2 separate regions of the Homo sapiens genome follow, and region 2 is linked to region 1. A link is an interaction called in ENCODE POLR2A ChIA-PET data of the cell type or tissue named here. Cell type or tissue: Panc1. All regions are shown on one strand. Each heading gives the region's core, and the rest is flanking DNA. Links, peaks and the distances in the headings are about the cores only.

The links. Peaks named below come from ENCODE experiments on the same cell type or tissue, not always from the same donor. Only the 100,000 strongest peaks of a DNase experiment are listed, where the experiment ranks them.
Region 2: POLR2A ChIA-PET joins it to region 1 with 8 read pairs; 2 of 35 experiments call an interaction of 5 or more read pairs at or near these places.

Annotation. Positions count from the first base shown.
Region 1 is chr9:35,662,682-35,668,055 of GRCh38, reverse strand. It overlaps ARHGEF39 (Rho guanine nucleotide exchange factor 39), which reads left to right and starts at 2,861. Exons shown (of 9, transcript NM_032818.3): 1 at 2,861-3,024; 2 at 3,206-3,300; 3 at 3,564-3,684; 4 at 3,930-4,048; 5 at 4,664-4,734; 6 at 4,982-5,110; 7 at 5,315-5,374. The coding sequence starts at 2,887. RefSeq lists a silencer at 2,693-2,842 and an enhancer at 2,993-3,072. In Panc1, for the core only: no CTCF peak of the experiment used is centred there; no DNase peak of the experiment used is centred there; H3K4me3 peaks cover 2,555 bases; H3K27ac peaks cover 4,098 bases.
Region 2 is chr9:35,531,864-35,537,237 of GRCh38, reverse strand. The region is part of intron 1 of RUSC2 (RUN and SH3 domain containing 2); the gene reads right to left. Among named protein-coding and RNA genes, the nearest start is that of CIMIP2B, 29 kb to the left of the region's middle. In Panc1, for the core only: no CTCF peak of the experiment used is centred there; no DNase peak of the experiment used is centred there; H3K27ac peaks cover 1,547 bases.

The DNA of each region.
Region 1 (5,374 bases), core at 283-5,282:
AGCACACAGCCATTGTAACTGTGGGCAGCCATCTTGTACCCACAATGGAAGCCAGCCTTAAGATGAAGGTAAAACCATGGAAGGCACAGTGGAGTGGTGGAAAGAGGTCCTTGGTAACATGATTGAGCTGCTGGATTAGGCCAACACTAGGGCCCACCTGCTTCTGGACTTTTCAGTTGCATGAGCCAATAAATTATCTTAATGTTTAGCCACTTTGAATTTATTATTACTTATATCACAATTTTACTGATATAAATTCCTTCTAAGTTTGGCCTCTGTCTACCTCTCCAGTCTCCTTTGTCATCACTCTCTCCCTTGCAGTCTATGCTCTCATCTTACAGAACTTCTAGCAGTTCCTTAAATTCATCGTATGCTTGCATATGTGTGTGTCCAAGCCTTTGTCCATGCTGTTTGACTCTTTTTTCCACTTCCCTTGCTGCCAGCGCCCAGCTCTGCCTAGCCAGGTTTTATTCATCCTTCAGGTCATCAGTTCACATATCACTTCTTTGAGAAGAAGCCTTCCCTGACTCCTACACTAGGATCAGTCCCTTCACTGCATGCTTGTGTAGAAGACTACATGTCTCTTGTAATGTTTCCTCATTTTATGGTGACTCCTTACTGTATCTGCCATGCTGGAGTGTAAGCTCCCTGTGGGCAGGGGTCATATGTCTCTTGCCCACCATTTCATCTTCATGCCTAGCACAGGACCTGGCACATGATTGGCATTTAATTTTTTTTTTTTTTTGAGACAGAGTTCCGCTCTTATTGCCCAGGCTGGAGTGCGATGGCATGATCTCGGCTCACTGCAACCTCTGCCTCCTGGGTTCAAGCGATTCTCCTGCCTCAGCCTCCCAAGTAGCTGGGATTACAGGCACGTGCCACCATGCCCGGCTAATTTTGTATTTTTAGTAGAGACGGGGTTTCACCACATTGGTCAGGCTGGTCTCTGACAACACATAAAGAAGCACACAGCCATTGTAACTGTAACTCCCGACCTCAGGTGATCCGCCTGCCTCAGCCTCCCAAAGTGCTGGGATTACAGGCGTGAGCCACCATGCCCAGCCTAATTTTGTTGAATGACTGATGATTGTTGTTCAAAGCATCCCTAGTGCTTCTCCAGCATCCATCGGATTGAAAGCAAAATTTGAGGATAATTAAAGAATAAAGGGGTTATTGACTATCCTCTGAACCTCCTCCTGTTGGCCCCTCCTATCTTTGGCTGTGGGAGCGGAGTTTAGCAGCTGTTCCAGGTAGAGTATGGTGTGCCTGACTTGCTCTGTGGGAGACTCGGTCCCCAGGGAATTAGTTGTCACCAACTGTTTTCAGTGTGTCTTCTCGGCTTTGCCCTCTTCCTCTTCTAGAGTTGAATGATTCCCCAACCGATGCTCACAGGAGGCTCTATTCCCCACCCCTCTTCCACCCACCCAAAGCACTAACACACACTGGCAGCATTCACAAACACACCCATCACCAACTGCACCCCAGGTGTTGTGGTCTACTCTCATCACCTGGGCTCACAGTGACACCAATTACCATGGGATTATCTGTCCTCTTCCATGTTTGAGCTCTTAGTGTGTGGACTGTCCCACATTCACTTGAGACAGTGTAACCAGTCCTTTACCTATCTGGTATCACCACCAGTTTCCTTGGGACATAAGCCCAAGGTACAGTCTGATCCAAACTCTCCCCTTCCTTCATCCAAGCCCTTCAAGTTATTCCTCCCTGGTCTAAGCCCAGCATTATTCCTTTCTTAGAATTCTTAGAATGTCAGAGCTGGTGGGGAGGTGGTAGAGACCTCAGAACCCTGACAATCCTCTGGTTCTTGGCTTGCGGCCCAGATTCCTAGGAGTCCAAAACAGTAGGGAGGGAGCCTAAAGTTTCTGACATTTTGTTTTTTTTAATAACTTTTTTTTTCTAACTACAAAGTAATGCATGCTTAATGTAGAAAACTTGGGAAAGGCAGAAGTATAAGAGAATTTTTAAAATCACCCTGTTTGTCCCATTCATCCCTTTAGCTTCAGTGATCCAGTGCCTGGCACAGATACAGATTAGGTACTTAATACACATTTGTTAAACACATTATCTTCAATTCCATTACCCGGAGATAAAAACCACAGTTAACTTTTTATTTTTATTTTTTATTTATTTATTTTTTTTTTGGAGAGATGGAGTCTCGAACTCCTGGGCTCAGGTGATCCTCCTGCCTCTGCCTCCCAAAGTGCTGGAATTACAGGTGTGAGCTCCCGTGCCTGGCAACAGAGTTAACTTTTGATTGTTTTGCCTTCCAACATTTTATATATGTTTTATACAAAGGGGATTATATTATACACCTTTGTAGCCTGCTTTTTTTCCTCTCAGCAATATACTTACTATGTGCGTTTTCCCATATCGATAGCTTCTTTACAACACCATTTTTAATACTTTCATATCATTCCTTCAAATGGCTATACCTTTTCCTAGCCAATTCTGGGAACAACTGACCCCCTGGCATTTGGCATGGGCCCAGGACAGAATGTGTACTGTAATGACCGCCCCCCGTCCCAATTCTCCAGATAGGACATTAAGTTCCTGCCAGCATCTGCAGCCCGTCTCCTGACTCAAAGTTCAGGCTGCTGCTCCAACATAGTGCCACTCAGAGGAGGGCTCCACACCTGCCCCCAACCTTGCCCTGCCCTGCCCTGCCTTGGCCGGCGCCGCGCACCTAAAGCGCCGCTCTGGCGGTGGGGCTGGACAGAAGAGACCCTGCGCGGTCCGGCCGCTCGCCGCGCATGCTCCTTCCTGCGCGCTGCCCTCCCCGGCCCCGCCTCCGCGGCTCCCGCCCGCGAGCGGTTGGGATTTGAATCTGCCGCGGACTGCAGCCGGAAGTGTCGATCCCTCAGCCAGGGCATGGAGCTCTCCTGCCCCGGTTCGCGGTGCCCGGTGCAAGAGCAGCGTGCCCGCTGGGAGCGGAAACGCGCCTGCACCGCCCGGGAGCTGCTAGAGACCGAGCGGCGCTACCAAGAACAGCTGGGGCTGGTGGCCACGGTGGGGGACCTGGCACACGCTCCCATTATAGGACAGGGACCCCAGGGTGTGGGAGGGTCTCTGCGAGGTCGGTAACCCGGAGCATGTAGGGAGCCTGGGCAGACTTCTGCGGTTTCTGGGGGCGCTTGGCGTTAGCCTTCTCTTCCTCTAGGCTAAGAACCAATGTTCTCTCCTTCCGCAGTACTTTTTGGGGATCCTGAAAGCCAAGGGGACCCTGCGACCACCTGAGCGCCAGGCCCTGTTTGGCTCCTGGGAGCTCATCTACGGCGCCAGCCAGTGAGTGGAAGGGGCACAGGGAGAGGAAAGGAGGGAGAGTCCTGGCCTGTGGCCGTGCACAGAGCTTGGAGTCAGACTTAGGTTCTATTTGGAGTCCGCCAGTTAGCTCACCTGTGGCCTTGGCCCAGGGCCTTAGCATGCCCTTGTTCTCCATCTGTACAATGGGGTAATAGCACTACTATTAGTGCTATTCTCATGAAAACTAAATGAGGTGGTGCTTGAGTGGTTCTAGAGCTGCCCTTTTGCTGTCCTTGCCCACACAGGGAGCTGCTTCCCTACCTGGAAGGAGGATGCTGGGGCCAAGGGCTGGAGGGCTTCTGCCGCCACTTGGAGCTCTATAACCAATTTGCTGCCAACTCAGAGAGGTCCCAGACCACCCTGCAGGTAACCTGGAGATGACCTCAAATCTTGCCCCTTACCTTTCCCCTTCATCTGGAGACCCAAACTTCATACATTTCCTGCATTTATAGAGCCCTCTGGGTGCTCAGCTCTGTGGTAAGTTCCTTGTAGAGAAACGAGAGTTTCTCTCAGGAGCACAGCTTACTGAAGGCTGGGAATGTGGATACAGATGAATGCAATATAAGGAGTGGCTTCTCTCCCTGCTTCCAATCCTTTCTCCCTCACTCCAGGAGCAGCTAAAGAAAAATAAAGGTTTCCGGAGGTTTGTACGGCTTCAGGAAGGCCGCCCTGAGTTTGGGGGCCTTCAGCTCCAGGACCTGCTCCCTCTGCCTCTGCAACGGCTCCAGCAGTGAGTGAACTCTTGATTCCAGCCGCCTCTCTCTTTTAGTTTGTATGACTGCTGCCCTCAGCTTTGTGGGATGCCTTGGGGTCGATCCCAAACTCTTGCCTCGACCCTGAGCCAAATTGCTTCTAAAAACCTTTTGCAAGAGTAAATGTGAACCCATTGGAGTACCCAGGGTCTGCAGCCTGAGGCCCTCAGCTGGAACTGTGGAACTTTAAATTGAAGTGAGGGGGCCTGTACTAGGGCCTGAGGCACGGTTTCTGGAAAAGTTTCAGATGCGGGGCTGGCCTGGGTTAGAATTTCTGTCTCTGGGTTAAGCCTGAGTTAAGGGCTATAGTCAGGCTGTCTGTAGCATCCTCCTTGGGTTGATAAACTTTCATCTTCCAATCTGGCCTCCTGAAGTATGGCTAGTCTGCCAGTGACTCTTCAGTGTGGGATGGAAGAGGGCTGTGTGGTGTGAGCCTGGTTCTGAGTCCTACATGAAAGAAGGGGATACAGTAGCCAGAAGCAGATCTTTCCTGGCCTTCAATTGAAGTATGGGTAGAGGGTGATCTGCACATCAGGCAGGGGGAATTCTGCCTGGCTCTGCTTCCCCTCAGACTTCCCACTGTTGAATTCCAGGTATGAGAATCTCGTCGTAGCTTTGGCTGAAAACACAGGTCCCAACAGCCCTGACCATCAACAGCTCACACGTAGGTTCTTGCTCCTCGGCAACGCAGGCTGGAGGCTTCCTCTCCTGTATTCCTTTCTGATTCTGACCTCCAACAATGTCTGGTATGACCCTATCTTCCACTGACATGTATACAGTGTCCCTACTGCTCTGCCTTTTCTTCAAGAAGTCAGACCCTGACCCTGGTCCCTTCCAGAATAACCTCTTTCACAACCATGGCACCCAAAGTCAAAGTTGTATGGGGAGTAAGGTGGGAGATGTTATTCCAGGGGCTGCCCGACTGATAAGTGAGACTGCCCAGAGAGTCCATACTATTGGTCAGAAACAGAAGAATGACCAGCACCTTCGGCGTGTCCAGGCTCTGCTCAGTGGACGCCAGGCAAAGGGGCTGACCTCAGGTAGCTTGCCTACTTCCCCTTCAATCCTCAACTGCCCCATCTTTTATTTTTATCTAACTCCAAATGCCGACCAGCTGCTCTTTTCTTACTCACCCTTCTTCCTGTACTGACCCAGCACATAACCCCTATTTTCTCAGCCTCCCTTTCCTCTTATTCCCATGTATCTTGAAGCTGCACCAGAATAACAGCGCTCCCATCCCCCAGGGCGCTGGTTCCTACGCCAGGGCTGGCTGTTAGTGGTGCCTCCCCATGGGGAGCCTCGGC
Region 2 (5,374 bases), core at 299-5,298, 130 kb after region 1:
GCGAGGCTAAGTCATGCATTGTGCTGGACAGCCAGTGCTTCCAGTTGCCTATGGAAGGTGGCAGCTCTCAGACCTCTAGTGCTTGGCTTAATTCACTACATCACAGACAACCTTGCCACTTACTTCCTAACCACTACTGCCAAAGATCTAGGGTTTTGAGGAAAGATCAAATTATTTTCCAGCCAGAAACAAAACACAAATACTGTTACATTATAAACCTCGGCCACCTAACTAGTCTCCCCACTTGCAATTTACTTTTTAGTACTACCAGATTCATCTCCCTAAAGCACCACCTTTCTTCAACATGCCACTCCTCCTGCCCCTTTTAATGGTTTCTCATTACCCAGAGAATCAAGTTGAGCCTCCTCATTTTGGCTTTAGAGGTCATCCATCTCGGCTGTCTATTCTTTTTTTTTTTTTTTTTTTTTTGAGTTTCACTCTTGTCATCCAGGCTGGAGTGCAGTGGCGCGATCTTGGCTCACTGCAACCTCTGTCTCCCAGGATCAAGTGATTCTCCTGTCTCAGCCTCCCGAGTAGCTGGGATTACAGGCACCTGCCACCATGCCCCGGCTAAGTTTTTTACTTTTAGAAGAGACGGGGTTTTGCCATGTTGGCCAGGCTTGTTTTGAACTCCTGACCTCAGGTGATCCACCCGCCTCAGCCTCCCAAAGTGCTGGGATTACAGGTGTGAGCCACCGTGCCCAGCCTTGGCTGTCTACTCTACTCCACTCAACCTTGCCTTCCCATCATGCAGTCCTTGAAACATGTTTCAGAAACTCATTTCCACTCTGTTGTATTTGTTCATTCAGACTCTCCTTCCTGTTACACTTGGCCCTGTTCAAAATTATCCAAACCTACCAGACCCAGAGCAACTCCTCCATCAAGTCTTCTCTGATTACCCCAGAGCCAGAAATAATCTGTTCTCCGAACCAGTGGTTGCAGGTTGTTGATTTTACAGACAAGAAAACAACTTCCACAAAAAACGGGGATCAATATTGGATTGCCAACTTCTTATATTGTCAAGTAGGATCATTACAAAAAACTTTACTTTGATGATCATCATTTTATAAGAAAAAGCATACTGTACTTTCTCATTGCATTGCATATTGATGGCAAACTTCATCAGCAATAGCATCGGTCCCTGAGAAGTTTTGATTAAGTAAATCATGTCACTTAACATGGTTATTGTTCTTTTTTGCATATCTGCCTTAACATCTCTTCTAGACTGCAAAGTCGGAGTTATAGTCATCTGTACATCTCCATTATCCAGTATATAAGAATATCATTTTAATTTTGTATTTCCCATAAAACCTAGCATACTGCTTGGCATATAGAAGGTGTCTTATGCTTGGCATATGGAAGTCTTGTTGAACAAGAATAATCTAAAAAGAGATGCTTGGCCGGGCACGGTGGCTCATGCCTGTAATCCCAGCACTTTGAGAGGCCGAGGCGGGCAGATCACGAGGTCAGGAGATTGAGACCATCCTGGCTAACACAGTGAAACTCCGTCTCTACTAAAAATACAAAAAAAATTAGCCGGGCGTGGTGGTGGACGCCTGGAGTCCCAGCTACTCAGCAAGCTGAGGCAGGAGAATGGCGTGAACCCAGGAGGCAGAGCTTGCAGTGAGCCAAGATGGCGCCACTGCACTCCAGCCTGGGCTACAGAGCAAGAGACTCCGTCTCAAAAAAAAAAAAAAAAAAAAGAGAAGCTCCTTGTGTGTAAATCAGAATAAGTGGTGGGTAGACTTGACTCAATAGGCTTGAAAGAGAAGACTGTTTTCCATGTGAAAAAAAAAAAAATCTATCAAAAAGAAGCTTAGGCGGCCGGGAGCGGTGGCTAATGCCTGTAATCCTAGCACTTTGGGGGGCCGAAGCGGGCAGATCACCTGAGGTCAGGAGTTCAAGACCAGCCTGGCCAACATGGTGAAACCTTGTCTCTACTAAAAATACAAAAATTAGCGGGGTGTGGTGGTGGGCACCTGTAACCCCAGCTATTCGGGAGGCTGAGGCAGGAGAATCACTTGAACTCAGGAGGTGGAGGTTTCAGTGAGCCGAGATTGCACCATTGCACTCCAGACTGAGCAACAGGAGTGACACTCCATATCTAAAAAAAAGAAGCTTAGGCAACAAAGAAGTAATTCTTCATAACCTAGGGTTAGGCAACACATTCTTAGACATGATATCAAAAATACAAGTGACAAAAGAAAAAAACAGAAAAACTTTGACTTCCTGCTGGCAAAATGAAAAAATAAAAAAAAAAACATAAACTGACTTCATAAAAATTTAAAACTTTTGTTCTTCAAAGGACACAATCAAGATAGTCAAAAGAAAACCCACAGAATGTGAGAAAATTTGCAGATCATATATCTGATAAGGGATTTCTATCCAGAATATATTTAAAAACACTTACAACTCAGTAATAAAAAGACAATCCAATTTTTAAATGGGCAAAGGGGGCCAGGCATGGTGGCTCACACCTGTAATCCCAGAGCTTTGGGAGGCCAAGGCAGGCAGATCACTTCAGGTCAGGAGTTCGAGACCAGCCTGGCCAACATGGCAAAACCTGTCTCTACCAAAAAAATACAAAAATTAGCTGGGTGTGATGGTGCACACCTGTAATCCCAGCTACTCGGGAGGCTAAGGCACAAGAGGTGCTTGAACCTGGGAGGCAGAGGTTGCAGTGAGCTGAGATCGCACCCCTGCACTCCAGCCTGGGTGACAGAGTGAGAACCTGTCTCAAAAAAATAAATAAGTAAATAAATAAAAACGAGCAAAGGATTGTGTGTGTGTGTGTGTGTGTGTGTGTGTGTGTGTGTGTATTATTTGTAGAGATGGGGGTCTCACTCTGTTGCCCAGGCTGGTCCAAAACTCCTGAGCTCAAGTGATCCTCCTGCTTCGGCTTCCCAAAGTGCTGGGATTACAGGCATGAGCCACCATGCCTGGCTGGGCAAAGGATTTGAATAAACATTTCCCCAAAGAAGACACACAAATGGTCAACAAGTACTTATATAAACAAATGCTTAACATCATTAATCATTAGGCAGTACAAATCAAAACTAAAGTGAGATACTACTTGACCCCACTAGAATGGCTAAAATAAAAAAAGGCAGGCAATCACACATGTTGACAATGATGTGTAGAAATTGGAACCCTCACACATTGCTGAGGGCACTGTAAAATGGTGCAACCACTTTGGAAAAGAGTTCTGGCAGTTTCTCAAAAAGTTAAAGAGTTACTATTTGACCCCAGCAATTCTGCTTCTAGGTATATACCTACGAGAAACAAAAAACATCCACACAGAAGCTTGTATATGAGTATTCCTAGTAGCATTATTCATGATAGTCAAAAACTAGGAGCAACCAAAATGTTCATCAACAGAAGAAGGGATAAATAAAAGGTGGTACACACAATGAATTATTATTGAGCAATAAAAGGGAATGAAGTCCTGATAAATGCTCCAACATGGATGAACCTTGAAAACATGCTAGGTGAAAGAAGAAACACAGAAGGTCACATATTGTTTCATTCCATTTACATGATATGTCCAGACAAGGCAAATCTATAGAGACAAAAAGTAGATCAGTGGCTGCCAGAGGCTGGAGAGGCAGAGAGATGGGGAGTGCCTGCTAATGGGTGTGGGGTTTCTTTTGGGAATGATGAAATGTTCCAAAATTAGACTACAGTCATAGTTGCACAACTGTGAATATACTAAAACAATTGAATTGTATACTTTAAATGGCAAAATGTATGGTATGTCAATTATATTTCAATAAAGCTGTTAAAAACAGTGGCAGTTGCTGTAGGAGCTTGAGTGGTGTTGCTCAGCTCCACAGAGACTGAAGTCTTTGAGAACCCCATAACTGGGGGTATGGGTGAGAGGTGGAATATCAGGGTACCAGAAAGCAGAGGCTATCACTGCATGTCAATCCAAGGACGTCAGATAGTCCTCTCTTTCTTTTTTCAACACCAAATTCTTCTTTTTTTTTTTTTTGAGACAGAGTCTCGCTCTGTCACCCAGGCTGGAGTGCAGTGGCACGATCTCGGCTCACTGCAACCTCCGCCTCCTGGGTTCAAGCGATTCTCGTGCCTCAGCCTCTCGAGTAGCTGGGATTACAGGCATGCGCCACTATGCTTGGCTAATTTTTGTATTTTTTAGTAGAGATGGGGTTTCGCCATGTTGCCCAGGCTGGTCTCGAACTCCTGAGCTTAAGTGATCTGCTCGCCTAGGCCTCCCAAAGTGCTAGGATTACAGGCGTGAGCCACCACACCCAGCCTCGACACCAAAATTCCTTAACAAATGGACTCTTAAAATTCTCTCTCCACTCTCTCCTTCATTGTTTCTTAACCACCAGAAATCTTTTTTCTAATAACATTTGAAGTGTGTGAAGCAGTTATCATTTTTAACTTATAATATTGGAATCATCCAACACTATCAGCAGTCATCCTTTCCTATTCAACTCCTCTTTTCCCTTTGGCTTTTTTTTTTGAGACATTTAAGACAGTTTCGCTCTGTCACCCAGGCTGGAATGCAGTGGCTGATCTTGGCTCACTGTAACCTCCACCTCCCAGGTTAAAGTGATTCTCGTTCCTCAGCCTCCCAAGTAGCTGGGATTACAGGTGCATGCCACCACACCCAGCTATATTTTTGTGGTTTTGGTAGAGATGGGGTTTCACCATGTTGGCCAGGCTGGTCTTGAACTCCTGAGCTCAAGTGATCTGCCCACCTCGGCCTTGCAAAGTGCTGAGATTATAGGCATGTGCCATCAAACCCAACCCCTTTTGTCTTCTATAAACCAATCCTCCTAGTTCTACTTCTTAGATAATTCTTTCTTCGTTGTTTAATAAAACAATACCTGGCCCATATTTAAATGCAAATTTACAGCAAGGTTCAGATCTGAAGACTTTTCAATCTGAACAGTCTTTAGTACTTCCCATTACCTTTGCCGTTGATTTCCAAATCTTACATTCTTCCTGAACTTCCAGAATCAAATCTCCAATAGCCTATCAGATACTTATTATTACCTCAAATTCAACATATCGAAAACCAAATCGATTTTTAAAATTTCAAATTAGGTCTCTTTGGACTGCCTGTAACACAAACTTGAAAATAAGAGTCATCTGGACTCTCTTTACATTCAGACAACTACCAAGTCATGCTGAGTCTTCCTTCCAATGTTTCGGGCATTGACTTAATTTCTTTTTGTTTTGTTTTTAGACAGAGTCTTGCTCTGTTGCCCAGGCTGGAGTGCAGTGGCATGATCTCTGCTCACTGCAAGCTCTGCCTCCCGGGTTCACACCATTCTCCTGCCTCAGTCTCCCGAGTAGCTGGGACTACAGGCGCCCGCCACCACGCCTGGCTAATTTTTTTGTATTT